Linked DNA regions of Homo sapiens: region 2 is linked to region 1. A link is an interaction called in ENCODE POLR2A ChIA-PET data of the cell type or tissue named here. Cell type or tissue: CD4-positive, alpha-beta T cell. All regions are shown on one strand. Each heading gives the region's core, and the rest is flanking DNA. Links, peaks and the distances in the headings are about the cores only.

Region 1 (15,957 bases), core at 3,653-11,652:
AAAGTCAGGAAACAACAGGTGCTGGAGAGGATATGGAGAAATAGCAACACTTTTACACTGTTGGTGGGACTGTATACTAGTCCACCCATTGTGGAAGACAGTGTGGCAATTCCTCAAGTATCTAGAACTAGAAATACCATTTGACCCAGTGATCCCATTACTGGGTATATACCCAAAGGACTATAAATCATGCTGCTATAAAGACACATGCACACGTATGTTTATTGTGGCACTATTCACAATAGCAAAGACTTGGAACCAACCTAAATGTCCATTAATGATAGACTGGATTAAAAAAATGTGGCAAATATACACTGTGGAATACTATGCAGCCATAAAAAAGGATGAGTTCATGTCCTTTGTAGGGACATGGATGAAGCTGGAAACCATCATTCTGAGTAAACTATCGCAAGGACAGAAAACCAAACACCGCATGTTCTCACTCATAGGTGGGAATTGAACAGTGAGAACACTTGGACGCAGGATGGGGAACATCACACACCAGGGCCTGTCAATGGGGTGAGGGGAGGGGGGAGGGATAGCATTAGGAGACATACCTAATGTAAATGACAAGTTAATGGCTGCAGCACACCAACATGGCACATGTATACATATGTAACAAACCTGCACGTTGTGCACAGGTACCCTAGAACTTAAAGTATAATAAAAAATCATATGAGAAAAAAAAAAACCTTCGCACGTACCCCTTGAACCTAAAATAAAAGGTGGGAAGACAGAAATAAAATAAAAGAGATTGTCAGTGTAGATTAAAAAGTTGGACTCAACTATATGTAGTCTACAAGAAACACATTCTAAATATAAAGATGCACCTGCATAAATTAAAGGGATGCAGAAAGATATACCATACTAACACTTATCAAAAATACCCCCAACATATCTCTATTAATTTCAGGCAGAGCAGCCTTAAAGAGCAATAAAAGTTACCATAGATAAAGAAGGACATTACCTAAGAAAAAGGAGTCAATTCTCCAAGAAGACATGACAATCCTGCATGTGTGTATGCACCTAACAACAGAGCATAGAAATATGTTTAATTTACACTTATCTTCTTATGAGCCATGTTGCGTAACTTTTCACATGTTTAAGATCAACTTCCAATTATTTTCCTATGAAATCTCTCTGTGTATCTTTTTAATTTTTTCAATATATTGTTGGTCTATTTCCCCTAAATTTGTAAGAACTATTTGTATATTAGAGATAGCACCCCTTTGTCTATGATATAAGTTGCAAACCTATTTTCCCACTCTTTCATTTGTTTTCTGACTGTGGTGGTAGTCTTTTCTTGCCATGCAAAAAATTTTGTTTTGTTTGTCTTTGATGTAGTTGAATTGACCAGTCTTTTAAAATTGTGTCATTATTAGATGAGCGACTTTCTTTCCAGCTCACCTGAGAATGTGTTTTCCTGTTGAGCTACAGAATGAGCATTGGGTACTTTGTGTTCCTCTGAGAAAGAGAAGAGGTGTGTCTGGCAGCCAGGAGTTGACCTGGTCCTATCTGCTGGGCATTGGCGATGCTGTGAGCTGCCTGGCACCCACAGATGGATGTTGATGTTCTCTTGTGAGCATAAACAATTCCATAGAACATCTGCTTCAGACCATATCATTTTGTGCCAATACTTAAGACAAAAACAAGACCTCTTCATAATCATGTCTGAGCATGAGCAAAGCATGAGCATTGTTCATATCACACAAATGACCAATGTGTCTCTATTCTAGCTAAGATGAGTAACTACTGTTTCTTCACCAACTACAGCTTTAACGTTCTTTACCAATTATAGCCTTAACCCATTAAGGCTTTAATGCAGGTTTACATCTTTCCACATAAGATTTATTAAGATACCCTACTATGCTAGAATTACCCCCACTTCGTGACAACACCCAATTCAGAACGAAGCCCCATTTCCTTAAACCCTTCTCCCAGATTATTGCCTAACACAACCCCAAATCTTCTAAGTCCTTTCTGTTGTCCTCTTAGTGAGACACCCCACCGTTCCCTGTAGTTTGTATTCTCCCTCACTTAACCAGTAATAACTCACTTCTTCAACTACAGGTGTGTTCATGGTGGCCTTTGATTGGAGCCCATTAACATCTCCACTTTTCCTGGTAGCCCAAGGGAATGGGGAGGCAGTAGAGGGAAAGGGCAGCTGAGGGCTCTGAGCATTGGTTAGAATGCTTGGGCAACAGATGGCTCTTCCTGTTTCAGTACCATGAGGACTCCCCTGGGCATTGGATTGCTTTCCTCATTCCATGTGTAGCCTTGACTTCTCTTAGAGGAAGTGCACCCTGATGTCCCTCCACCTTGTTTCTCCTGTTTCTCCCCAGCATCTGTTTCCACCAGTCACCAGCAAGGGGAGGATCGTATAAGGACACCCTTCAGTGTCAGTGTGCTTCACTATGCTCAAAATCACCGGATTTGGAGGTGGATGTGGAGGGTGGGGCTGGAGGACGGAAGAGGAACTTAGGAGCTAAATGCTGTCCCTCTCTATTTTGCTCCAGAATGTTCTTTTCCTTTCTCTCTTTGAGTCACCAGTTTCTTTACTGTATTAGGCTATGCCCCTTTCCTTGTTTTATTGCTATCAGTCATTTCTTATTGGCCTTTATAATTTTATTAGTACCAGGATGGAAAACTCTACAATATTGTTTTTCTCCAATACCGAAGGCATCTCCTCTCCTCATCCCTGCTCTTTCCCTCCAGTTAAAAAAGATAAATAAACACTCCCTGTTGACAAATGTCTTTTCTCTTTTCTGTAGACTCTGCGAGTTCTCCTTTCAGTTTATGCTTTTGGAAACAAAAGTCCTTGTCTGTCCTTCAGGTGTGAGTCAGAGCCAGATTCCTGACTAAATGGAGGGAAGGTTAAGAAAAAATACAATGAGAAATTCATTATAAGAAATTATTTTGTTGTCATCTAGTCATGTAAGTTTTTTCTTTAGTGGTGGTAACATGTGCTCATTCATCGTAGTTCGTTGCTCATGCCACGTGGTCATTGTCTCATGCTTATGGGCACCTCTCTTTAGTGACACCCACCTATTGGGGGGTCCCATTTGTAAAGAATTTTGTTGATGTGCTGAATACAAATTGATTTCCTAGAGTCTTGTCTGTTTTGGGCTGCTATAAAAGAATACCATAGACTGAGTAATTTATAAAGAACAGAAATTTGTTTTTTCCACAGTTCTGGAGGCTGGGAAGTCCAAAATCCAGGGGCCATTAGATTCATTGTCAGGTGAGTGTCTGGTCTCTGTTTCCAAGATGTCGCCTTGAAGGCTGCATCTTCCAGAGAGGAGGAGTGCTGTGTCCTCACATGGCAGGAGACTGAAGGGCAAAAGGAGTCTAACTTCCTCCATCATTCCTTTTTCTAAGCATATCTAATCCTATTCATGAAGGCAGAGCCCTCATAGCCTAATCACCTCCCAAAAGGCCCCACCTCTTAATACTATCACATTTGTAATATTTGATTTCTGGAGGGGATACATTCAAACCATAGCAGATGCTCATGAAAGTAGAAACAGTGGCTAATGCCAGAGAAAGAAGCTGAGGATCTGGGAAGTCTTACTTGTGGATTTTACGTTATATGTTCCATTCCCACATGTAAATAAATGAGTTAATTGAAATGGAAGAAAATGAAGAAAGATGGAGAATTGTGTCATGGAACAATGGACAGCAGTCATAACATAATGGGTGAAAACAAAGCTCAAATACATGAGGATGATTATATCTTTAACGGTATCTCGAAGCTGTAAGAGATCAAGTCTTGACTTCTATGTTAAAAAAGAAAGAAAACTGATGACCCATATTTAAACTGAGGCATGTGACATTTCTGCTCTACTCAGCACTCTTCACTCATCTAACAAAAATTCATTATGGCTTCTTATGTTCCAGGCACTGGGCTAGGTGTTTAAGGAAGACAGAGGGAGGAAATAAAAATTTTTATAAAACAGTCTTTGTCCTCAAGCAGCTCACAGGGCAGAGAGACCCTGACAGAGTAGAGATTTCATGAAGAGTGGGGATGGGAAGGGCATTCTCTCCATACGCATCCCTGTCCCACCTCGGAGATTTCCTCCTCAGAACGCTACCTCTTACTGCTTTCCTGCCTCACTCTTTCCAGCTCTCAGTTTAGAAGGTGTTTCCTCAGAGCACCTTTGCTGACCTCTCAAGTCTGGTGAAAGGCCCTTCTCACTGGTGCCTGGATGCCCTGTGTGCTCCTGTCATACACACAACACAGCATAGTAAAATGCCTGGTGTATGTGTTTGTCTTTTCAATACTCTGAGCTCTGCTCATTGGCAAATCTCAGGACATAGCACAAGATGTGGCCCCTAAATGTTAACTGAATGAACGAATGGAATCACTGGTATCTCTTTAGCTTGAAGAATAGAAAGCCCTTGTAGGACAAAGAAGATTGGGAGAAATGTGAAGTCTGGCGTGGACTCTGTCAGAAGGCAGAACTGAACCAATGGATGGACTTAGAAGAGAGAGACTTCGGTTTCACATCAGGAATGATATCATAGTCAGAACTCACCACACACATAATAGGTTAGATGAGGGAGGAGGGAGTCCTTCATTGCAGGAGTTTTAAAGGTGAATACAAGAAATGGGAGGCACTTGGCCTGGCGCGGTGGCTCAGGTCTGTTAATCCCAGCACTTTGGGAGGCCGAGGCCGGTGAATCACAAGGTCAGGAGTCGAGACCAGCCTGGTCAAGATGGTGAAACCCTGTTTCTACCAAAATACAAAAATTAGCCGGGTGTGGTGGCGGGCACCTGTAATCCCAGCTATTTGGGAGGCTGAGGCAGAAGAATCACTTGAACCTGGGAGGCAGAGGTTGCAGCGAGCCAAGTTTGAGCCACTGCACTCTAGCCTGGGCGACAGAGCAAGACTCCGTCTAAAAAAAAAAAAAAAAAAGAAATGGGAGGCACTGAGTTTCTGGCTCAGTTTGTGATGCCAGAAATACAGAGATGACTGATCAGTAAAATCCACTAGAAAGTGTGTGACAGGTTTCTTTTTCCTTATATTTTTCTTTTTTAAATACAAAAGTAATAGCAGCCCACTGAAAATTTGAAAAGTATATGGCATTAAAAAGAGAAAAATAACATCTGATAATCCAACAAGATAAACTCTCTAAAATTTCTTTTCTCTTTTTAAATGAATATAGTTAAGCTTGAAATAGAATTTTAAATTTATCCTGATGTTTTACTCAACAGCGGAGAAGCATCTTTTATGTCATTATTTTAAGTCACAACCACTTTTAGTGATGATGATTAAAGAACCATTTGCTTTTTCCTTACTGTTCCCTGTTTTTAGATTTTTGGCTAGTGTCTAATTTTTCCCTGTTATAAATAATGCTGAGATGAACAGAATATGTAGATTTCTAATAATTTGCAAATGAACAGCATATGAAAAACATGGGCAAAAATTTTGCAGTTATAATTACTCAACACAAGTTTTAAATAAATTACTTTTATTTTGAGCGTTCATTCTTACATATGTTATAGGAAGTAAGAAGCATTCCTTACTCCTTAGAATTTTGTTTATAAATTAGTGATGAATTGGAAAGGGTAGCTTGCCCCTGGAATTCTCTGATAAGCACAGGTGATGAGGAAAATGGAGAAATCCAAGAATTCTTTTGTCTTTCCTTAAAAGTAGTCAACTTTAAGTGCAGTGCAGGCGTGCCCTCTAGCGGCCAAATAAAAAATAAATAGGCCTTCAGCCCTGTAACAATCGCACGTCCCCATCTAGTGGCTAACGTCTGTAAATGCAGCTTTTCTAATCACAATAGCGAATGTTACTTGATTTATATTTGTCTTAGGTGAAGAACTGGGAGGACTCTTAGAGATCACGTATTTCAACTTCCTCACGGAGTGGCATGCAGGCAGCAGCAGCCTTGGGAACCCCGATTGCCCCTCCTCACACCTGCCCATCACAGGACTTGGGCGACGGGGTGGTGAAGTCAGGCTGTGGCCCCAGCGGCGCCACGAGGCCGAAAACCGGCGCTCAGCCTCATCCCGGTGGCTGCGGAGTGCCAAGCGCCAGGTCCTGCGCTCTGGGCGTGGGTCAGGAGCAGCTGGCAAGGGCAGCGCAGCCTATGGGGCCTTTGGGCGCGGCCGGCCGCAGCTCCGGGAAGCCACGTCAGCCCACGGGCGCTGCAGCTGCAGCCGCCACCAGCACATGGAGCAGGGGTCCCCGAGGATTGGGAATCCCCGACCAGGCCTGCGCCTCCAGCCGCGCGGACCCCGGGGCCAGCCTGGCCGCGGCAAGTCAGGCAGTCTGCGGCAGGAGCGCCGGGCATGGGCTTCGGCCGGGGGTGCAGGAGGCGCGCACCCTCCGGCCGGATGGCGGCGCACTCAGGGCTCAGGAGGCCATCCCACGGGAGCCCCGCCAGCCCCCGCCGGAGCCCGAGCTGCAGTGCCGCCTGCAAGTGGTGCGCTGGCTGCAGCTGTGGCAACCCCGGATACCGTCCTCCCGCCTCGCACCCATCAGCGCGGACCCCGGGGGCGACGCAGTGGCGATGTCGGGCTGTGGGCCCAGCGGTGGCACTAGGCGGAGAAGCACCACTCAACCCCATCCCTGGGCTGCAGAGGGCCCAGCGCGGGGGGCTCCGAGCGTCGGGAGCCTGTGGAAGAGAAGAGCGCGCGGGCGACAGTTAAACAGGCCCTGGGGCAGGGCGCGCCTCGCGCTCCAGGGAGCCCCGCCCTCCCGCGGCACCTCCGCAGCAACCGCCGCCTGCACCGGGCGCGCGAGAGCTGCTAGGGCGGTTTCTCTGCCTCGGGCCTGTTGGGCAGGGCCGGCTAAGGTGCGCGTGCTCGCTGGTTCTAACCCTTCTGTTGGGCGTTTCTGCGGAGAGGCGGGAGGCGCTGAGAGTCTGCGCGGAGGTCCGTGCACAGACTGCTTTGCCTGTTGTTGCTCTTCGGAGGCGGCGATCCCCGAAGGCGAGCTGAAATACGGCTGCAGGCTACAATTTGCAGCCGACGATTAAGGAAGACGACGAGCGGGAGAGGTGGCCCACCCTCATGGAGCGCTTGTGCTCGGATGGCTTCGCATTTCCCCATTACTACATTAAACCGTATCATCTGAAGAGGATCCACAGAGCTGTCTTACGTGGTAATCTGGAGAAACTGAAGTACCTTCTGCTCACGTATTATGACGCCAATAAGAGAGACAGGAAGGAAAGGTAATGGGGGCCGGGAGCCGGGGCTGCGGGAGGAGGCCTGTGGATGTGGAGAAGTACCCCTTTGCAGGCTGAGGGCTGCGGGGCGGATGGTCCGGGGCTCGGGGTATGGACGGGGGCTAGGGGGTGCCTGGCTGGGGTGGGAGTGAGTGGAGCGGGGCCTGGGGAGTGGCGGTATATGGGGTGGCGGGGTGTGGAGTGAGTTGGGGGATGGGAGTGGGGAGTAGGGGGTGCATGGGGTGGGGGCGTGAATGGGCTGAGGTGGATGGAATGAAGGCTTGGGGGGTAGGGGCGTGGATGGTGTGGGGTGGGGAGATGGGGTGAGGGTTCAATGGGATAGAGGACTGGAGGTGGGGGTGAGGTGTGGGGGTGAATGGGGTGGGGGAAAGGGGTGCAGAGGTGAGGGGGGCGAGTCCTGTCACCAAAGGGGCTGGACTTTCTTTCCTGGCAGGCTCAGCCGCACCTGGGATGTGGAAACCTTGGCGGGGGCGAGCACCCAGGTCATTTTCACAAGCAGCAAAACAAAAACAAAACTTCAGCTGGTTTCCAATCACTCACCATGCTGCTTCTTTATAAATCATTTTAAAGTGATTTCACTAATAAAATTCAGCATGTACAGCGTTTTATTTTTAACGTGCACATTTTAAAGCATAATGTTACATACATTATGGAAAGGTGCATAATGAGAGAAATCATTTCCATAATATATCAACTTCCTGGCTAAAAATTCTTTGGATAAAAATCCAATATTTATTTGATATCAATGGACACCTATGTCAATTTGGTTTTCACTGAGGGACCTTAGAGGGAAACTTTGAAGTGGGAAGATGGTCTGTGTTCTTGAATAGAAAGACACATTTTTCTAAAGTTCTGAGCTCTTTCTGTGTTTATAAATTTTACATAATCCAAATAAAGTTATCAAAGTGTTAACATTTTTGAATTACTCATGCTGTCTTTTACTATTGTGACGACATTAAGAAAACTTTTGAAATGGAGTCAAAAAAGACTTGCCTTTCTAGATATGAAAATGTGCTGTTAATTTCCACAAGTTATTTACTAACAGCTGAAACAACAAATCAGTGAATGGAACAGGTTAGAAAATCCAGGAACACACCAATATGTGTAAGAATATATTAGGTTGGTGCAAAAGCAATTGCGGTTTTTGCCGCAATTACAAGTAATGGCGAAAACCGCAATTGCCTTTGCACCAATCTAATAGAATTGGATAATGGTGACATTTCATATTAGTAGGAAAAGATGAATTACTCATAAATGAAGTGCCTGCTAACTATTTGGAGAAATCTGGCTAGATTTTCATGTCACAGAAATAAGTTCGTTATGGAATGTAGATTAAAAATTTTAAATGCACAAAATAAGAAAGATAACAGAAAAAAACACAAATGCCTACTTATATTGATGCATGTTTATATTCCTACAAATATCACAAGCACACATTCTGAAGGTCGATTTAGCAAAATAAAAAAAATCCAGTTTATAAGAAAAAATTAACAAAAGACAATATGTGTGTATACATATTAGATAAAAAAGTGATTTTCATTTTACAGAGAATTCTTCAAATAAACAAGAACTCTCATTTAAAATAGAGCAAAGCATTTATTTTTCAGATATTCAAGCAACCTATGCACATGGGAAAAAATATTTAGTGTTCCTGGGAGGAGAAGGTATTTAAGTTAAAAAAAGAATGAAATACTGTTTTCTATCCACAAGTTTGTGAGGGTAAAGGGTAGCAGTACATATACTGCTGTTGAAAGTTTACATTTCTGATGACTTTTCAAATAGACAATTTGTTGGTAAGTATCACACTGTAAAAATGTATGTGCCCTTCACCCATCAATTCCGTTATACTAAAATATCTCTAGGAAATAGAGATACATGCAATTTGTTTTTCTCAGCACTGCTTAAAATAGCAGTGTATTTGGAAAACCCCTTATAGTGGATTTTATAAATTTTATAAATTTATCAATAAATTTCAGTGCATCCATAGGATGGGACAATATGGGACCTTTGCAGATGTCAGTAGATACAGATGTATGTTGAGGTGTGAAGATGTACTCTGAAAAAAAGTTGGTTTGATTATACATACACACAAACAATCTATGGTGTTAGTAAGCCAAATATGTGTACAAAATATAACATTTCTTCTTTTCTGGCAGGTGTATTGTGATATTTTTTCTTATCTGTGATGTATAAATGATCAGCATGTTTAAAACTTCTAGTAAATGTTTTTTATTAATGAAATTATCCTTGGGAAAAGAAGAAATATAAATCTTGCAAAGAAAAAAAATTCTCAGTTTCTATTTTATTATTAATTTCTTCGTTTGTTTGTTTATTTTTGAGATGGAGTCTCACCCTGTCGCCCAGCCTGCAGTGCAGTGGCATGATCTCAGCTCACTGCAATCTGCCTCTCAGGTTCAAGTGATTCTCCCACCTCAGCCTCCTGAGTAGCTGGGATTACAGGTGTGCGCCACCATGCCCAGCTAATTTTTGTATATTTTAGTAAAGACGGGGTTTCACCATGTTGACCAGGCTGGTCTCAAACTCCTGACCTCAGGTGATCCCCCCGCCTCGGCCTCCCAAAGTTCTGGGATTACAGGTGTGAGCCACTGTGCCTGGCCTTATTTTTATTTTTTTGTTTATTGGTATCTTCTGTGAACTTTTAGCCTCTTCAGAGGCAGAGGGAATATTTTTATTTGTGCTTGATTATTTTATTATGCATAGATTTTAGTATATACATAAGTTTTTATTATAGTTTTATTACATATAAGGAAACAATTTTAAATTAATTATTTTAGTTTATCAGTGTCCTCATGAAAATGAAAATGAGCAAATATAAGTGATTATCACTATTCCAAAAGCACTGCTTTAATTTATAGTTTTTTTCACAATAAACTTCCCAACTGTATGTATGCATTCTTTCAATCCAGTTATTCATCAAGCATAACCTGAATACCTATTATGTAGCAGACACATTCCACCATCTCTCAGGACTCTTCCACCCTTAACAACTTCATGTTTACCTGCCCAGCCTGAGCAAGCTGAGATTTAAAATGGAAGCATTAGGACTGAATCCCAGTTGGATCTTTTATTCCTTTTTTTTTTTTTAAACAAAAGCAATTCTGAAGTTAGAAAATAGTGAAAGATAACCTTTAACTGCCATTTCAAAAACTTATGACAGTCTCAAATACTACTATTAATCATTGCAAATACCTAATTTACATAACATTCTGTAAGTATTGAAAAAAATGAGCCATACCTATTCATTTGAATCCTGAGTTTTCTTTGGATTATTTTTTTTTGAAAGTTGAAGTAAGAATTACTTTGTTTTAAAAATTTGTTTTTTTATTTTTGCCTTCTTTTTCCACAGTACTTCATTTAGGTGCCAATTATATGAATAGAACTGCCTGTTCTATGAACTGTATCCCACTTAATGTAAGGCATCACGGATTGGGTGATGCCACATTACTTTATATATCGATAAGATAATGTTTAAAATGTTGCCAGTTATAAATGTAATAAATAATGAATTGTAAACAGTTTTCCAATGTCAGGAGATGTTAATATATAAGAGAATAGTAGCTTATATAAGAGAATAGTGAGAAAATGAGCATCTGAGAATGACTGAAATACAATGATACATCTAATCTTTAATAGATACCTCAATGTAGATATGATTGTATCATTTTACTTAATTAAAATGTCTTTGTCTTTGTAAGTAGTGATATCTAAAAATTATTGAGCTGTTATTTGTGTTAGAAAGTGTTCTAAATGCTGTGCATAGATTCTTATGTAAGCATCACAGCAGTGTTCTGTGGGCTAGCTACTATTCTCTTACATATTTTATTGATAAGGAAATTGAAGCAAAGAAAGGCTAAATAACAGCTAAGTGACAGAGCTTACAGTAAATTTTAAGCCCCAATTAAACTGAATCCAAAAGCCAAGCCTTTTCTATTAAATAGCCTGCTCTTTCATTAATGTGGTGAGTAATAAGCGCTAACAAATGTTGTACTTTCTTCACAAGAAAATTACATATTTGTTTTGAAGACAGAGAAATAACATGCTAATTAATGCTTACAGTTACATGTTTTAAAAAGTCCTGTCACTCTCACAGGACTGCCCTACATTTGGCCTGTGCCACTGGCCAACCGGAAATGGTACATCTCCTGGTGTCCAGAAGATGTGAGCTTAACCTCTGCGACCGTGAAGACAGGACACCTCTGATCAAGGTACATAGTAGCTGACTCTTTGAGCATGAGATGGATTTGGTTGAAGTACATAGGATAAAATGAATTTATCTCATTGGAATACCACCATATAACTAGTAGGAAATCCTACGGAGTGTTTATTTTGATTTTTTCAGTATTTGCATGTTTCTCGGTCTAATACTGACAGGCTGTACAACTGAGGCAGGAGGCTTGTGCAACTCTTCTGCTGCAAAATGGCGCCGATCCAAATATTACGGATGTCTTTGGAAGGACTGCTCTGCACTACGCTGTGTATAATGAAGATACATCCATGATAGAAAAACTTCTTTCACATGGTACAAATATTGAAGAATGCAGCAAGGTATAGGTCAACCAATGTTATTTTCAAACTATCTGAAATGCATTTATTTTAACATTGACACATGTAAGGGTCAATTTTTCATATTTGGAAGCTCAAACATTCCTTGAATGAAAATATTTTGAAATGCCTTAACTGTCTAAGATTTTACTTTAAATATTGGAACTTTTAAAGAAGCATTATAGGGAACAGCCTTTTTTCATGCACTTATGGTAAATAACTATAAAAACAAATGAATTACAATAAATTTATAATTCATGACAACTGAATTTGGGAAAGGTAATAGTTAAGTGTTTTTCCACTAAATTACTTTTTTTCTAATCAGTGTGAAGTGACACAGGAAAGTAAAATTGTCCCTTATAAATAGGCTTTATTTTAAATGTCAAAGAAAATTAAAGAATTTCACAATAAATGTACATGTTGTTGCTGTTGACAAGTGTTGTATGTGAAGGTGATTTCATTTGAAAGTGATTCCTCTGTGGAAAGGCTTAAGAGGGAAAAATGAAGAAAAGGAGAGCAATCAGAAATGCACAAGCTAATTTGGAAATTAGGTAATGAGGGAAAATACTGTGGAGAGGGTTTTTGTGTGTTTTGTTGTTTGTTTTCAATTTATATGTTTAGACAAAGATCGCTTCAGTTTTGGGGATGATTATTCTTACTTTGGGAAAGAGTTTGTGAGTTGTGAAATTGCCCAGGGATCAATTTTGGTAAGACTCTGAGGAAACCAGGTTGGCAGTGAATAGTGGTGATGAAGCGGCACACAGTTCAGCAGAGAGAAGAACACATAATTAATGGACATTATTCAATTCTGGCAGAAACAGCCACTCAGATAAGCATCTAAACTCTACTCTCAAGTCCAGAATGTCTTGATGGGCAGGTGGGAGATACGGAGCTTATAAATAGTAAAATCAAGTTGGATTTTGAGCTTACTAGTCTCTTCCCTACCCCTACCCAGGAAAAGTAAATGAAGTCTTCAGTGAATGGCTCTATCTTTTGCTCTTTCCTCTTTTCGGCCAAATCCCAAACGATAAAGGGAATTTGCCACGTGGGTGAGAAATGAGACTGAAGTGATTATCAACTGTGCTGGTTCGCAGTTAGAATTGTGCATGGCAGTAACCTGGGGAAATTAAAAGCAAATCTCTAAGTCTAGGATATCCCCTGAAGATTTTAATATAGTAAATCTAATATTTACTATTAAATATTACTGGGCATGTATGTTTTAAAATATTTCCTTGAAGCTGGGCATGGTGGTGCCTCTAGCCAGAGCAACAGATTAAGACACTGCCTCTAACAGCAACAACACAACAACAACAACAACAATAAAACATTTCTTGGGACACTGATACGCTGCTGGTTAAGAACCACTGAATAGATAAGTGTAATATAAATTCCCATATCTCAAACACACAAAAAATCTCTAGAAGAGCTGGAGATAGGTGCTGCTTCCTTTAAATTTCTCCTTTCCAATAATATTGGCCTGACTTTTACCTGTCTCTACCTCTGTGGTTGGGAAGTGGAAAGGACTATTATTTGCAGTATCTATCAGCATAAGAATAACACCTTTTCTTTGCCACCATCACTTATTCACTGCCATTCATAGGGTCATTAGAAATTTGCTATTGTGGACTCTTTTAATAAGTAGAGACTGACTCTTTCAGGACTCTGAGTCTCTTTGTTATCATTCTGGTGATTAGGTCAATACATCATTATTAAAAGCGGGGTTCTCTCAATTACAATAGCAAAAAATTCTAAACCTTTTTTTAAAGCTGAAGCTCTATTATGGACTGCCTCAGTATGTCAGTTAAGTACATAGAACTGTGGCATAATCAGGATAGCAGTTTTAAACACTGAAAACCATGAAGTTAGTAAGAATACAAAGAATACATATAGGTCATTATTAGAGCTTTAATTGATAAGCCATTGTATTTTTATTTCTGATTTATATTTTACCTAAAATAAAAAAAATTAGGTTACAATATAGAAACTAGAATTATAATTTAATATTATTTTAATAATTTAGTTGCAGCAGTCCTATGAACTAATTATCCATTTGGTGAACAATCTGGGAAAATTAAACATAAATTATAAATGAATGAATGTTGTAAAAGTGCTCAAAGTGGGTATTATGACTCTTAGTAACAATTTTTATTGCATTCTTGGGCCTATTTTGGAAAAAAAATCTGAAACTAAAGAAAGGAAGTATTTTACATGAAAATACTTGCTTTACATACAATCGCTTGGAGACATATCCATAGCAAATATAAAAATACAAGGTATATAGTCCAAATGTGTCCCATACATGTGTTTAGTTTGCGTCTACAAATTGTCTCAACATGGAAGGTTTAGGAGACTCGTGCACAGATCTGGATTCCAAGCTTCTCTTCAAGAATCCAATCTGGTGTCCCTTGAGCCTATCTCAGGTTTTGGATGCTGTGCAGAGGTTGCCCCTTTCTATGAGGCATGTGGTCTCCATTTTGCTACTGTGCCTACCTAGGTACTTCACTTCCTCAGGTCATCTCCCTTGCCTCTGTAGGGATGACTTTACAAGCCCTGTTTTATAATATATTTTAGTAAATATTTCAAGGTTTTCAAGACATTTTATATTTATTTAAATGTAGAGTCTATATTTTATATAAATCCTTTGGTAATCGGGTTGAACTTTTGAATTTAGATGGTGGTGTTTTATAAACTATTTATACATACCATAAATAATCATCTTCCCATTAGAATGCATGTAAGCTTTTTAAGGTGAATCATGGTATAGTTGCATAGGTTATGCATATTGCAGACAACATTATATTTTTCTCTTCAGCATTGCCTCCTAAAAATGCAAGTAATTGGCCGAGCGCAGTGGCTCACGCCTGTAATCCTAGCACTTTGGGAGGCAGAGGCAGGTAGATCACGAGGTCAGAAGATTGAGACCATCCTGGCTAACACGGTGAAACCCCCTCTCTACTACAAATACAAAAAATTAGCTGGGTGTGGTGGCACACGCCTGTAGTCCCAGCTACTCGGGAGGCTGAGGCAGGAGAATTTCTCGTGCTTGAATCCGGGAGGCGGAGGTTGCAGTGAGCCGAGATGGCACCACTGCACTCCAGCCTGGGTGACAGAGCGAGACTCCATCTCAAATAAATAAATAAATAAATAAATAAATGATGCAAATAATTTAGTGGTTTTCATTATGCTATAAATAATTCATATAGGTCATTATTAGAGCTTTAATTGATAAGCCATTGTATTTTTATTTCTGATTGATATTTTACCTAAAATAAAATAAGTTAGGTAAGAATGAATTGGAAACTAGAATACAAATAGATTTTTAAAGGAGTTATGTACCAGGGTCCTAAGATTATAATTACATAAATATTTGCATCAGGGTCCTAAGATTGTAATTGAGAATAACATTTCATACAGAGCTTTCTGACAGCTAAGATAAAAATATTACTAGAGAAAACCCATGGACTATTTAATAATAAGCAGTGAAAGTTCACTCGAAGCCTATCTCTATTAATTCAGAGCCCGGCTCTCCGAATTAAAAAGAGATAGGCTTCAAATGAACTGTCAATCGTGTCAGAATCTCAGATGACAATGTCAGGTGCTCAGGTGCTCAGGAGCTCCTGACATTGTCACCTGAGATTCTCACACCATCGATAGAAGAGAATGAGGCAAGTGTGTATCACCCAGAGGAAACCTCTACCTTTACTGGTAAGCTCTCACAACTGTATCCCTGAAACTCTCATTTCTCAAATGTTAACATTCTCCAAAATAAGTATTTACAAATAGGGATTAGGTGAAGTTCAAAAGATTTCTCAAATACTAGACACATAATGCACAGTTTTGTAACATTTTTCAAACATGGGTGATCATGGAGTCTCTCTTTTGGGGTATAATGTTCAAATTCTGGTAAAGTAAATATCCTTTGGAATATATTAATAGTTTAAGAAACACCGCTCTATAGATAATAATTTAGATCATTAATAAAAATACCTGAAACATTTATTACTGTGTCTTAGAGTTTGAGGACATAGAGAAAAAAATACAGCTGCTGCCCTCAAGAAGCTCTTGGTTCAGGTGGGAAACAATTAAATCCTTGAAACATGCCATGCTAAATGCTGGGACAGAAGCAAAGATTCTTGGAACTGGGAAATGTTTGAAGTGAGTTTTGGAGATGACCAGAGTTCTTGTGGTGAGGCAGAG
Region 2 (14,643 bases), core at 85-8,084, 110 kb before region 1:
GTGGCTCACGCCTGTAATCCCAGCACTTTGGGAGGCTGAGGCGGGCGGATCACGAGGTCAGGAGATCGAGACCATCCTGGCTAAGACGGTGAAACCCCGTCTCTACTAAAAATACAAAAAAAATTAGCCGGGCGTGGTGGCGGGCGCCTGTAGTCCCAGCTACTTGGGAGGCTGAGGCAGGAGAATGGCGTGAACCCGGGAGGCGGAGGTTGCCGTGAGCGTGAGCTGAGATCGCACCACTGCACTCCAGCCTGGGCAAAAGAGTGAGACTCCATCTCAAAAAAAAAAACAAAAAACCTTGGCATCTTAGCCACTGGTTCCAGAAGTCCTCTTGGGAAGGAACTGGCTGTTTGGGGAAATGCATTCATATGCATTCATCTGCTATTTGGCGATAAGATGGGATGATTTTGGGGGGTGGAGATGAGACACTGAGGATACGGGCTGGCATGCAACAAAGCAGCCAGAAAGAAAGTTCCACAGACAATTTGTAGGAGGTAAAGAGAAGAACAGAGGAGAGCTCAGATGGGTAGGAGGAAGCAGGGGCACTAGAGGAGGTTGAGAAATCCTACTGCAAAGGATTTTAAGAACAATGGAGGCGAACACTCTGCAGCTTTTCACAGGGCAGTGATATAACCTCTTCTCTGCTTCCCCTCCTCTGCCCCCTGGCCTCAGAAAGTTGTACTGCATACACAATCTGCCTCGTGTGTGTAGGTTTGGGAGATTTCATGTCTGCACCAGCACGAGGCAAACACAAGGCCACAGATGATCCTGAGCTCCTGAGCCCCTCTGAGGACTTACAGAAATTGTGAGAGTGGACGGAATACCACTGAGCACAGGCTGGGGAAAACGCGGCAGTCTTAGCTAGATCTCAAAGGAAGGAGATCTCAGCCGACATTAGTGTCTCCTAGAGCTTCTGTCACCCCATTTATAATGTGACCAAAAAAGAAAAAGACATCAGGGAAATCAGGCATGGAGGTATGATCCCAGGTATCGGCTGGTTTCGTGTGGAGAGCTGCCCAGGGCAGCCGGTTATGTAGACAGCAGAGTGCTGAGCAAGGGTCTTCTTGGGTGATGGGGAGAAAACAGGGCATGTCCAGCCTCCTACCTTCAGCTATGCTATGCCAAGAGGCAGCGTATCCAGCAGCTCTAAGGCTCTGCTAGAATAATTCAGCATTTAATTTCTAAGCATTAGGAAGTGACAACCAGGTATAATTTTGACAGGGAGTGGCAGTGTGGAGGGGTGTACTGCACTTGGTACCAGCATGGGTGAGCTTCTGCCCACTCTAAACAGGTCTGGGCTCAGGGATGAGCGAGGGTGAAGCCCTGGCTGTATAGAAACAATATAAAAGTAGCATCTTTTTGGAAGAGTGGTGAAATTCCCGGAGTTGGGTTTTTATTTATTTATTTATTTTTTTAGATTGAGTCTCGCTCTTGTTGCCCAGGCTGGAGTGCAATGGTGCAATCTCAGCTCACTGCAGCCTCCCCCTACTGGGTTCAAGTGATTCTTGAACTGCCTCAGCCTCCCGAGTAGCTGCGATTACAGGCACCCGCCACCATGCCCAGCTAATTTTTTCTTTTGTATTTTTAGTAGAGACGGGGTTTTACCATGTTGGCCAGGGTAGTCTCTAACTCCTGGCCTCAGGTGATCCGCCCACCTTGACCTCCTAAAGTGCTGGGATTACAGGCGTGAGCCACCGTGCCCGGCCTCTGGAGTTGGTTTAATTCATAAATTTTAACTGCAGGTTGTATTCACTGCAGATTTAATTCACTTTAGCGGGTGAATTAAAGATGTCAGTTAAAATACCATGAAAGGCAAAAGACACATTCAGAAGTTGTCCGTATTTAAGCATCATACTTAGTTTATAGGCCATATAGATTCCCACCTGGTTTAGCTGCTCCTTGAAGTGTTTCTTTATCTATAGTAGTTAACTGCTCTCTTAAATCCCTGTCGAACAGACAGGATTCTTTAAAATTCTTCTCCTCTGAAAGGTGATCTACAAAAGATAAAATGTGTTCATCTACAAACAACCATGGCATGTGATTAGTTCAGCGTTTATGATAAAAGTAGCTTCTTCTAGACTCAAAGTGAGGAGTTAGGGAGGACTTGGGGGAAAAGTCTAAATGTCCTACAGAACCTCAGTGTTTTGGTGTTTTATTGTTTTTGTTTACTTTTTAAAAAATCTAACAAATTCCTGGGCAACCCACCCATAGCTGAGGCAGCATTTCTTACACTCGAGCGTGCATCTGAATCACACTGGGAGGGCTTATGAAAACACAGATTCCTAAGCCCCACCCCAGAGTTTCTGATTCCATAGGTCTGGGGTAGGCCTGGGAATGCGTATGTCTCACAGATCCTGAAAGACGCTGCTTCTGTGGGTAGAGGACCACACTTAGAGAACCTCTCTAAGCCCCAGCCTACTTCTCCACTTGCATAAAATAGAGATAATGAGACCTACTTCACAGATTGTACAATGTTCATGAAAATAATTTTTAAAACACGAAGTACTATAAAAATTTTCTTGAGTTGCGAGGACAAGATAGGAAAATTAACCACACTGAAATATTCAGGTATCAGTAGAGGGATTGCAGAATAGTTTAATAGAAAGAAGACAGTCGAAAATGAGAAATATTTGCATCCTAGCTCTGCCCTTTGGTGCCTGACTCGTTTGCATATGGGACCTGTCAAAGGGCCTGAGTTTAGCTTGGAGAAAATCGGGAGGCCAGCATGGCCTGCCTATCTTTGCCAGATGCAGGATGGCCTGGGAAGAGGCTGAGAGATGTTTTGAGAAGCTCTGGGGAACAAACTAGAACCAATGGGTAGGCGCTCCAGGGAAATCTGTTTGGACTGTTTAGCATTTAGAAGGTGAGCTATCAAAGAGGGAATGGGAAAGGATGAGAAGTAATGAATCTCACACCCCGGAAGACTTCAAAGCAGGCTGGAGCCCCCAGCTCCAGATGGGAGACCTCCAAGAGCTGGAAGTGGGGGCGGGGCAGCTTTGGATGGGTTTGGTAAATCTTCCTTGGCCTTGTTCACAGAGAGATAGAGAACTGTCACAATAAGAGTTTGCGACCAGCCTGGGCAACATAGCAAGACTTCATCTCTACTAAAAATAAAAAAAAAAAAATTAGCCAGGCATGGTGGCGCACACCTATAGTCCCAGCTACTAGAAAGGCTGAGGTAGGCAGATGGCTTGAACTCAGGAGATCAAGGCTGCAGAGAGCTATAATCACACCTCTGCACTCCAGCCCAGGTAACAGAGCGAGACCCTGTCTCAAAAGAATAATAAAATTAAACAATAAAATAAAATAACAGAAAATTATCACAATATGATTAAGACCATCATGTGGGTGTCTGATAACAGTCTCATGAAGTTCTAGGTATTCCTGGAAAAAAGAGAGAAATTTGTTCCTTATTCAACTTGGCTTAGAAAAGAGAGAAAACTCCCAATTTAATAAGACTGATAATTAACTTGACTTTTGAAATGCAACATGTCAAATCCGACTCAGATTAATAGCCACAGACAGAAAGCCCTGGCGAGCATGGAGTTATCCACCAGGGGGCGCGCTTGGCTTGGTCTTCCACAGAGCTGCAGCAATGGTAGACCTGACACGGGAACACATTTTCACTCTCTTTCTCTACCAGAGGCAAGAGCCACTGCCTATTCTTATCGTCAGTATGGACGTAAGTTTTCATTTACCTAAGGTTCTTTGAAGAATCTGAAGGCGTCTTTTATGTTTGATGGTTTGTGTTTGATCATTTCTTGGATTATTTTTTTGTGGGAAAAAATAAGCACAATTATCAAATTTTTGACCAACACAGTTTCATTTCCAGATTTCTTTCCAACTTTAGAACTACTAACTATGACAGGAGCAGCCACCCATTACAAGAGCAATTCTCCCGTCCTTCCATGGTGTAGGCTCAACCCAAGCTGCCAATCAAGCATGTGCTGGGCTTGGTAAAAACCTTCTTAAAGGAGTGCAGAACCAAGAAACTCTGACTTTGTGCTCAAGAAAAAGTTGAAGTCTTTCATCTTCATGATTCTCTATGTTTTGGAGACTCTAACATTGACGTGAGCCTTTGATTACATGTTAATAGCATGTTATTGCTAGGACTGATGCTATGTTCCATTCAGTGGACCTATGATCATCAGTAGCTACAGCTGCTGTCCACAGACCTGGGCACACCTTTTAAAAGACACTTCACTTCCCAGAATGGTCATTTCCCCACTCCTCCTCCTATCGAGATGTTTTCGACCATTGGTTTTTTTGTTTTTTGTTTTTTGTTTTTGAGACGGAGTCTCTGTCCCCCAGGCTGGAGTGTAGTGGCCCCATCTCGGCTCACCGCAACCTCCACCTCCTGGGTTCAAGCAATTTTCCTGCCTCAGCCTCCCAAGTAGCTGGGATTACAGGGATACGCCAGCACACCCAGCTAATATTTGTATTTTTAGTAGAGATGAGGTTTCACCATGTTGGCCAGGCTAATCTCGAACTCCTGACCTCAGGTGATCCACCTGCCTCGGCCTCCCAAGTGCTGGGATTACAGGCGTGAGCCACCACACCCAGCCTTTTTTTCTTTTTTTTTTGAATGGTCACTACTGCCAAGGAGGAGGTGCAGACAGTGTGGTCTGGAATTTACTGTCCCTGCAGAGTAGCCTGAGAGCAGCTCCCACCCTCTGAAGATGGATCTGATCAGCCCCCTCAGCTGGCAGACGTGAGCTTTGTCACTGCCTACAGTTCTTCTCAGCCCTCTTCTTCCCTCACTCTTCCTACTTGGAAAAACCCTATCAAGGAGATCAGCCTCTTGTTCTCCCAGAACTCCGTGCGATTACAACGTAAGCACTTTTTAAAGACCTTCAATGTTAGCATGTTTATATCTAATAGTTATTTACCGATTAGATTGACTCTCCTAAGAGCTGTGAGCTCTTGGAGGACAAGAATGCCTCACTGAGCTCTCTAGCTTCCAGCACAGTGCTTCCCACTGGGTAGGACAGATCAGTAGTTAGGTCTTGAGTGAGAGAATGAATCTGGAAGAATCTTGACTGCAACCTCATGGGGGACTCTGAGCCAGAACTACCCTGCTAAACCTGTCTTGCTAGGCAAGACTGCCGGGCATGGTGGTGCGTGCCTGTAGTCCCAGCTACTCAGGAGGCTGAGACAGGAGAATTGCTTGAATTTGGGAGGTGGAGGTTGCAATGAGCCAAGATTGCGCCACCGCACTCCAGCCTGGATGACAGAGTGAGATTCCATCTCAAAGAAAAAGAAAAGAAAAGAAAAGAAAAGAAAGAAAATAAAAGAAAAAATGTTGTCCTGGCTTCTCCTGAAGGAAAAATAAAGATTTGAAAGTAAAATTATGTTAAAGCAATTGACTGAAGAAACAGTTTTAGAAATCAAAAGATCAAGCTAGATAGTAGGCTTTCTATTCCTCAAGCATATCATTTAATTTTACTTAAACAATGATTATTCAGGGGTGAAGGTAAATTATTCAGGGGCATTTTTTATTCAAGGGTGAAGATACATTATTCAGGGGCTGAGGTATCTTGGCACTGTAATATACATTCCTGGGCAGACCACACCTAACATTTGCAAAAAACCAGCACAAGAATTTTAATAGGTTAACAAATGGTACTAGGAAAACAGGATATCATATGCGAAAGAATAAAGTTAGAGCCTTATCCAACACCATAAACAAAAATTAACTCACAATGGACCAAAGACCTAAATGTAATACCTAAAACTATAAAAACGTTTAGAGAAAAACATAGAGCAGAAACTTCATGACATTGGATTTGGAAATTATTTCTTGGGTTTGATACCAAAGGCACAGGCCACCAAAGAAAAAACAGACAAATTGGACTGTATGCAAATTTTAAAATTTTGCGCATCAAAAGACAGTGTCAACAGAATAAAAAGGTACCCCACCCAGGATGGGAAAAAACATTTGCAAATTGTTTATCTGATAAGGGAATGATACTCAGACTATAGAGAGAACTCCTGACACCCAACAATATACAAAAATACAAACAACTGATTCAAAAATGGGCAAAGAACTTGAATAGATATTTTTCCAAAGAAGATATACAAATGGCCAATAGTACTTGAAAAGATGCTCAACATCACTAATCATTAGGGAATTGGCGAGGATGTGGAGAAACTGGAACCCTTGTGTGCTGTTGGTAGGAATGCAAATGGTACCGCCATGATGGGAAACAGCATGGCGTTTCCTCAGAAAATTAAAACCAAAATCATATCATCCAGCAATCTCACTTCTGAGTATATACCCAAAATACCTGAAAGCAGGGTCTCAAAGAATTATTTGTACATCCACGTTCATAACAGGATTATTCACAAGGCTAAAATGTGGAAACAACCCAAATATCCATCAAGGGATAAGTAAGTAAACAAAACATGGTAGATACATACAATGGAATATTACTCCGCTTCGAAAAGAAAGGACATTCTGGGCCGGGCATGGTGGTTCACGCCTGTAATCCCAGCACTTTGGGAGGCCGAGGCGGGCGGATCATGAGGTCAGGAGATCGAGACCATCCTGGCTAACACAGTGAAACCCCATCTCTATTAAAAATACAAAAAAAAAAAAAAAAAATTAGCCGGGCGTGGTGGCGGGTGCCTGTAGTCCCTGTAGTCCCAGCTACTGGGGAGACTGAGACAGGAGAATGGCATGAACCCAGGAGGAGGAGGTTGCAGTGAGCCAAGATCGCGCCACTGCAGCCTGGGCGATAGAGTGAGGCTCTGTCTCAAAAAAAAAAAAAAGAAAGAAAGAAAGAAAGGACATTTTGAAATATGCCACAACATGGATGAACCTTGAGGACATTATGCAAAATGAAATGTCAGTAACAAAATACTGTATGATTGCACTTACGTGAGATATTTATAGTCAAAATCATACAGAAAGTAGAACGGTGGTTGCCAGGGGATGCTGAGATGGAGGAATGGATGGTTATTATTTAATGAGTATAGAGTTTTGGTTTTATAAGATGAAAAGAGTTCTGGAGATGAATGCTGGTGATGGTTGCACAACATTATGAATGTATTTAATACCACTGAACTGTGCCCTTAAAAATGGTTAAGATGGTAAACTTCATATTATGTGTATTGTATAATAATTTTTAAAAATTGAAAAAGAATACAAATGGAGAAACACCTATCATATGTATCAATAATTAAAAGTTATAAATCATGGCTCAGTCTACATATCTATACAAAGACCTGCTGCTTTCTTGGTGGCTAAAGGAACCCCAAGGCTCCTTCCAATCCCCTGCCACTCTGAGTGACAGCACAGATGTGCTGAAGCAGAGAAAAAGCTGGGCCCAGGCCCAAGATTCCTGAGCAGTGACTGGACTCTCCAAGCCTCACTATGACCAAGTAGAATTTATTCTAGGAATGTAAGGTTGGTTTGATATTAGGAAATTCATTATTATCATATATATAATCTTAATAGACTTAAGGAAAAGAATCATATGATTAGTTCCAAAAATTCAGCACCCATTCTTGATTTTTTAAATATGTAATAACAAATGTTAACAAGGATGTGAAGAAATGGGAACTCTTGCACATATTGGTGGGATTGTAAAACAGTGTAGCTGCTATGGAAACAATATGGAGGTTCCTCAAAAAATTAAAGATAGATTTACCATATGACCCCACAATCCCACTTCTGGATACATATCCTAAAGAATTGAAAACAGGATCTTGGAGATATTTGCATACCTATATTCATTGCAGCATTATTTACAATAGCCAAGATGTGAGAGCAACCCAAGTGTCCAACAACAGATAAATGGATAAAGAAAAGATGGTATATATATACAATAGAATATTATTCAGCCTTAAAAAGAAAGGAAATTCTGTCATATGCTACAACATGCATTAACCTTGAGAACATTATACTACATGAACTAAACCAACCACAAAAAGACAAATACTGTATGATTCAACTTACATGAGATATCTAAAGTAACACAACTCACAGAAACAGAAAAAAATACCCAAAAAGTATCTTTTGGACAGATATATTCTCATTCTCAGTATAAATATATGTATGCATACATATTTACATGTATGTGTGTAGATGGAAGGCTAGATATACAGATAATCTCTCATTCATATTAGTCCTATAACCAGACTCTTAATCAGGAAACTCAAGAGGCATTTCTCCAAGAGCAAGAACAAAGCAGGATGCCCACTGTATCTCCAGCAACCATTCAAGATTATCCTAGAGGTATTAGCAATGCAATTAAACATGATAAATAAATCAGGTAGAGGCATAACAATAGGTAAAGATGTAAAACTGGCTGGGCATGGTGGCTCATGCCTGTAATCCCAGCACTTTGGGAGGCCAAGGCGGGCAGATCACCTGAGGTCAGGAGTTGGAGGCCAGCCTGGCCAACATGGTGAAACCCTGTCTCTAATAAAAATTCAAAAATTAACTGGGCATGGTGGCATGTGCTTGTAGTCCCAGCTACTTGGGAGGCTGAGGCAGGAGGATCACTTGAACCTGGGAGGAGGAGGTTGCAGTGAGCTGAGATCATGCCACTGCACTCCAGCCTGGGCAACAGTGTGAGACTCCATCTCAAAAAAAAAAAAAAAAAAAAGAAGTAAAACTATCTCTATAACAGTATACGTAGAATTGAACAAGGCAATAGGACATAAAATTAATATATAAAAATCAAGCCTTCCTATACCCAAACATTAAGTAGGTAGAGAGTATAATGATAGAGAAACCCCCTCTCTTACAATAGCAACACAGAAAATTAAGTGACTTAGGAATAAACTTAAGAAGATACATGTAAAAATCTATGTAAGGAAAACTTTAACACACAGTGAAAATAAACTTGAAGAACTGGAAAGGCATTCCCATTTCTAGCATAGGATGACCTAACATCTGTTTTCCCACAGTGAATATTGTAGTATAAATTTGATGCAATGCCAATCAGAATACCATAGCCTTTTGATGAAGTTAGACAAGTTGATGTTAAAGTTCACATGGAAAAACAAACATGCAAAAATAGCCAGGAAAACAATGAAAAAACAAAAACTGCAAAAGGGGAACTAGTCCGACAAGACATTAAAACACACTATTTTCAGGCGCGGTGGCTCATGCCTGTAATCCCAGCACGGAGTTTCGCTCTTGTTGCCCAGGCTGGAGTGCAGTGGCGCGATCTCAGCTCGCTGCAACCTCTGCCTCCTGGGTTCAAGCGATTCTCCTGCCTCAGCCTCCTGAGTAGCTGGTCTTGAACTCCTGACTACAGGGGAGCTACATCACCCAGCCAGGAATAAGGATTTTTAATAAGCTCTTCCCATTCCCCACCCTGACCTCCGGCTGATGCATGGTGCGGCCCGGGAACTCCTGGCCAGGTTCATAATCCTGCACCCAGGAAAGACCACATATTTACCAGCTTGGACAGTGACCTATTTGGCCTGGTTTTTTTCTTTTAAATCTTTTAAGTCTTTCTAGGGGAGAAATGCTTCATGGATTCTAGCTGCTCATCCTGTCTGTGGAGCCAATCTCCCTCCAGCATGATCAGATAGCTCAGATGAGCCTCTGCTCCTAGCTGGAGGCAGCGCTTTCCCACACTCCTGAGGAGGAGGGGAGAATTCCTCCGGGGCAGCACCTCAGGAATGTGCTCAGCCACTGCCCAGCCCCACCACCCCAGCGGGGGAAGGACCTGCCCAGGTCAGTTTGGGAGGAGGCACCAGGTGTCTGCGGCTAGCTCTCTGTCCCTCCTGGCTGGCATCCGTCTGCCTGCAGAGAATAAACATTCTGATCTGCTCCTCCATGCTGTACATATCACAGAAGCAGACTCGCACAGGGTGGGATTTGGGGAAACCATGGGTATCCTAAACCTTACCATTGATTAGGGAACTCTTCATAATTCAGGGTGAAGCACACACGTTGTACAGCCAAGTACAAGTACTCTCTTGTGGCCAGGTGCGGTGGCTCACACCTGTAATCCCAGCACTTTGGGAGGCCGAGGCAGGCGGATCACGAGGTCAGGAGTTCAAGACCTGCCTGGCCAACATGGTGAAACCCCGTCTCTACTAAAAATACAAAAATTAGCTGGGTGTGGTGGTGTGCGTCTGTAGTCCCAGCTACTTGGGAGGCTGAGGCAGAGAACTGCTTGAACCCAGGAGACAGAGTTTGCAGTGAGCTGAGATGGTGCCACTGTACTCCAGCCTGGGCAACAGAGTGAGACTCTGTCTCAAAAAAAAAAACAAAAAAAAAAAAACAAGTACTCTCTTGTACTCTCTACAAGAGAGTCTGAGCACCATCTGCCAGACCCTCAGCTCTGAACTCAGGTCAGGTAAAAGGAAAAGGAGGGGCCAGGCCCGGTGGCTCACACCTGTCATCCCAGCACTTTGGGAGGCCAAGGCAGGTGGATCACGAGGTCAGGAGATCGAGACCATACTGGCTAACACGGTGAAACCCTGTCTCTACTAAAAAATACAAAAAATTAGCCAGGCGTGGTAGCGGGCCCCCATAGTCACAGCTACTTGGGAGGCTGAGGCAGGAGAATGGCGTGAACCTGGGAGGCAGAGTTTGCAGTGAGCCGAGACTGCACCGCTGTACTCCAGCCTGGGCAACAGAGTGAGACTCCGTCTCAAAAAAAAAAAAGAGGAAAAAGAACAATGACTTACCAACCCCCAATTCCAATTTTATGCATTTGCATTTACCTTTATCAGGAATTTTGTCCACACTGCCAAGGAAATATTCTGGTTTAGGAGAATTCCAAGCAATGCTGGTTCCTTTGATAAGACACATGAATAAAAAACAATAAGAAAAAGGGTATTCATCAGTACACATTTGCAAGCACCTTGGGCCCATATTTTGTATTCCATTTTTTGGTTTTTTTGTGGTTTTTTTTTGTCTTTTGAGACAGAGTCTCGCAGTCACCCAGGCTGGAGTGCAGTGGCAAGATCTCGGCTCACGGCAACCTCCGCCTCCCAGGTCCAAGTGATGCTCATGTCTCAGCCTCCCAAGTAGCTGGGACTACAGGCATGAGCCACCATGGCTGGCTAATTTTTTTGTATTTTTAGTAGAGACAGGGTTTCGCCATGTTGGTCAGGCTGGTCTCGAACTCCTGACCTCAAGTGATCTGCCCACCTCGGCCTCCCAAAGTGCTGGGATTACAGGTGTGAGCCACCGCGCCTGGCTTGTTTTCCATTTTTAAGTTGAAATGCTAATATAGAACTCAACTTGTGTGAGCAAAATGTGTGTTTGAAAGTGAATGCCTTGATGTAGACAGTGGTGCCGCCTCACTGCCGATTGCAGAGGTGCCCAGGCAGTTGTCCTGGGCTACCCTCAGGGAAACTACCCTCAGGAATTGGGGTGCAAACATCTGTCTGCAGAATACCAACACAGTGCCCATTCCCCCTCCCTGCCTGGGGCACTTGTACCCACGGCTGGCAGATTTCCAATACACTATTCTATCCTTATTACTGTGAGCAAATACCTATCTTAATTCCCAAAGTGCTAAATTTTTCCCATAATATGAAGCTGCTTTGGGGAAACAGTGTGTTCTTCACATGTGTCATTTCTATGGGTGTGCTTAAGGTAAGTCATTTTTTGGTCTTGTTTTATCATCCACTGAATGGGGTATTAATGACTGCACTAATTCTCTCAAACCACGTTGTGCACTTAGAAGGATTCGTGTGTTGGGTTGAAAGTTAGGATGCTGCTGGGGGCTCCTGTTGTCGGGAGTGGGGAACCCCACTTGCAGATCAGGTTTCTGTCCTCTGAATGCCTCCAGGGTGGCAGAACCTGCCTAACACTGCACATCAAGGATCACCCCAAAATACAGGGATATTCACACTTTGGAGCACAGATTCCATAGTGAGTGGAAGGTTATAGAGAGGATTTCAGACAGTTGTTTCCTTCATATCTCAATTTGGCTTTGCCCCACCAGTAGTTGGTTTAAAGACTGCTAGTATGATAGTATAGCACATTTAAGACAACACATAGGCCTATAGAAATGTGTGCACTTATTATGTTAATGACATACACTTGCCTTTTCTCATGTCTGTCTTTGTAATGGATCTGACTGCTGTTGCTTCGTTAAATGATGGGTCATACGGAAACTTTGGAAACACCTGCAGTAGAATTTCATCTCCAGTGGAGCAAACAAAGGCATGTTAATACAGCAACGCAGGATTGATATATTTTGCTCTCTAAGTACCTAAAGCAGTCTATGAATACAGTGAATACATGACGCAAACGCCACAGATATGGGACGTTATTCCCTAAAATGCCTTGTCTTGGGAAGGAAAACTCCAATTACCTAAATCATTTCCGGAAAATTGTGATGTCTGAGACATCCTGGGCAGTAAACACTGCCCGCTAAAGATATATGGCCCCAGATCTCCTGATACTTAGTGCCCTAATAACTCTTCTGGTTTCTGTTGTCATTCTGATGCACCTTTGAGGCTGTTCGCAAGATGACTCATAAAAATAGGGTAAAGTTTGTGAGGGCACAGATGAATCAGAACAGATTCTAAAAGCTCAGAAAGCTCTTTCTTTATAAAACTGTTGCTAATTCATGAGGGTTACATTTTTGAAATACATTAAGTTCTCCTTCCCTTTTAAGTTCTCAGGCTTCTGGCTTCCCTGGGAAGAAGCAGTTTTACCTTCCCCTCTAGGCTTTCCTTGCTAAGTCACAGAAAACAGCCCTCACAAAGCCCACTCATCCTATATTTATTCTCCGTGTATTTCCAGGGCTGTTGGTCCTCGGTGGTTTCCACTCGCTTGATGTAACAGGAGCTCACCACAGAGACACCAGAAAATGAACCATTGGGGTCACCAGGACAATGAGGAGCTGCTCTCACCACCTGTCCTTGATGACCATGCTGACCTACGAGTCCCTGGAAATGCTGCCCAGAGGGAACTGCAGAGTTGAGCCGTGGCCTCCAATGCCAAGGCCCACCTGGTGTGAGCTGGGCTGGTCAGTGGACTCTTGAGGGGTGATGGGAGCTTCCCAAACCCCCAACCAGACTCCCATCTTCAGATGCAATCACTCCCCTCCTACACATATGGGGCCGAATTCAGAGACACTGGGGTCACCTGCAAGGCCGAGAACAAGGCTTCTGCCTCCTAGACAGCAGGTGCTGAGGGCACAGCTAGGGGGACTGCAAGTGCTACCTGCATCTGCTCATGCATCCCCTCCTGGTCACCTGCCAGGCAGTTGTCTATGCAGACTGCCCGAGGCCTCTGTGATGGCTCCCGTGGGGAGGAGCAAGCCCAGCGCTCCTGACACGGACAGCTGCCGGAACGGAATAGAGGCCCATCGGGTGTCGAGAGATCTGCTCCCTTGCAAGCAGGAATGAACAGGCATCGCTCTGTGATCCAAATGCCTCCTAACCCGGGGGGAAGCATCAGCGCCACTCTCCCAGTTGCTCCTTCTCACACCTAAGGTGACCCTCAACCTTCACTCCTGATGCACAGCCCAGGCACCCTCAGGAGAGACTTCACTGGCCTTTGGACAGCTTCCTTCAGCAGACAGCTGTGGTTCAGAACCCTTTTCTCCATCTCAGCTCTCTGCTAAAGAGGACTTCCTTGGGCCTTGGCTTTGCTTTGTTGTGGTGGTGGTGGTGGTGGTAAAATACACTTAACATAAAATTTCCATTTCTGCTATTTATTTAGAGACAAAGTCTCGCTGTGTCACCCAAGCTGAACTGCAGTGGTGTAATCATAGCTCACTGCAGCCTTAAACTCTTGGCCTCAAGCAATCCTCCCGCCTCAGCCTCCTGAGTAGCTGAGACTACAGGCATGTGTCACCACACATCCGGCTAATTTTTTAATTTTTTATAGAAACAGGGTCTTGCTATGTTGCCTAGGCTGGTCTGGAACTCCTGGCCTCAAGTGATCCTCCCACCTCAGCCTTGCAAAGTGTTGAAATTACAGGCATGAGCCACCATGCCTGGCCCATTTTTACTCTATTTAAGTGTACAATTAAGGGTATTCAAAACATTCACAGTGTTGTGTAAACATCACCACTGTTTATTTCCAGAACTCCAGGCTGGAGTGCAGTGGTGCAGTCTCAGCTCACTGTAACCTGTGCCTGCCAGGCTCAAATGATCCTCCCACCTCAGTCTCCCAACTAGCTGGGACTACAGGTTCACGCCACCACACCCAGCTAATTTTTTTTTAATTTTTAGTAGAGACAGGGTTTCACCACGTTGGCCAGGCTGGTCTTGAACTTCTGACCTCAAGCAATTCACTTGCCTTGGCCTCCCAAAGTGCTGGGACTGAGGCGCTCGGCTTCCAGAACTTTTAAATCAACTGAAACAGGGCCAGGCACGGTGGCTCATGCCTGTAATCCCAACACTTTGGGAGGCCGAGGTGGGCAGATCATGAGTCAGGAGTTCGAGACCAGCCTGGCCAACATGGTGAAACCCCATCTCTATTAAAGATACAAAAAATTAGCGGGGCATGGTAGCTCATGCATGTAATCCCAGCTACGCGGGAGGCTGAGGCAAGAGAATCGCTTGAACCGGGGAGGCAGGGGTTGCAGTGAGCTGATATCGCGCCATTGCACTCCAGCCTGGGTGACAGGGCAAGACTCCATCTCAGAAAAAAGAAAAAAAAAAATCGACTGAAACAGAAACTCTACACCCATTGCTATGATTTAA

The links. ChIA-PET counts read pairs that join two places held together with the same protein. Peaks named below come from ENCODE experiments on the same cell type or tissue, not always from the same donor. Only the 100,000 strongest peaks of a DNase experiment are listed, where the experiment ranks them.
Region 2: POLR2A ChIA-PET joins it to region 1 with 40 read pairs; 20 of 35 experiments call an interaction of 5 or more read pairs at or near these places.

What each region holds. Positions count from the first base shown.
Region 1 is chr2:97,580,750-97,596,706 of GRCh38, reverse strand. ANKRD36B (ankyrin repeat domain 36B) reads left to right here and starts at 6,830. Exons shown (of 44, transcript NM_001393939.1): 1 at 6,830-7,182; 2 at 11,309-11,423; 3 at 11,590-11,763. The coding sequence starts at 7,022. RefSeq lists a silencer at 6,196-6,385 and an enhancer at 6,178-6,678. In CD4-positive, alpha-beta T cell, for the core only: CTCF peaks have their summits at 5,458 and 5,736 (motif pointing left); DNase peaks (open chromatin) are centred at 5,726 and 6,846; H3K4me3 peaks cover 1,441 bases; H3K27ac peaks cover 605 bases.
Region 2 is chr2:97,686,377-97,701,019 of GRCh38, reverse strand. C2orf92 (chromosome 2 open reading frame 92) reads right to left here. Exons shown (of 8, transcript NM_001351368.2): 4 at 12,027-12,125; 5 at 10,693-10,764; 6 at 1,884-1,994. Among named protein-coding and RNA genes, the nearest start is that of ZAP70, 20 kb to the left of the region's middle. RefSeq lists enhancers at 9,527-10,326, 11,862-13,061. In CD4-positive, alpha-beta T cell, for the core only: CTCF peaks have their summits at 667 and 3,541 (motif pointing right); DNase peaks (open chromatin) are centred at 669 and 3,579.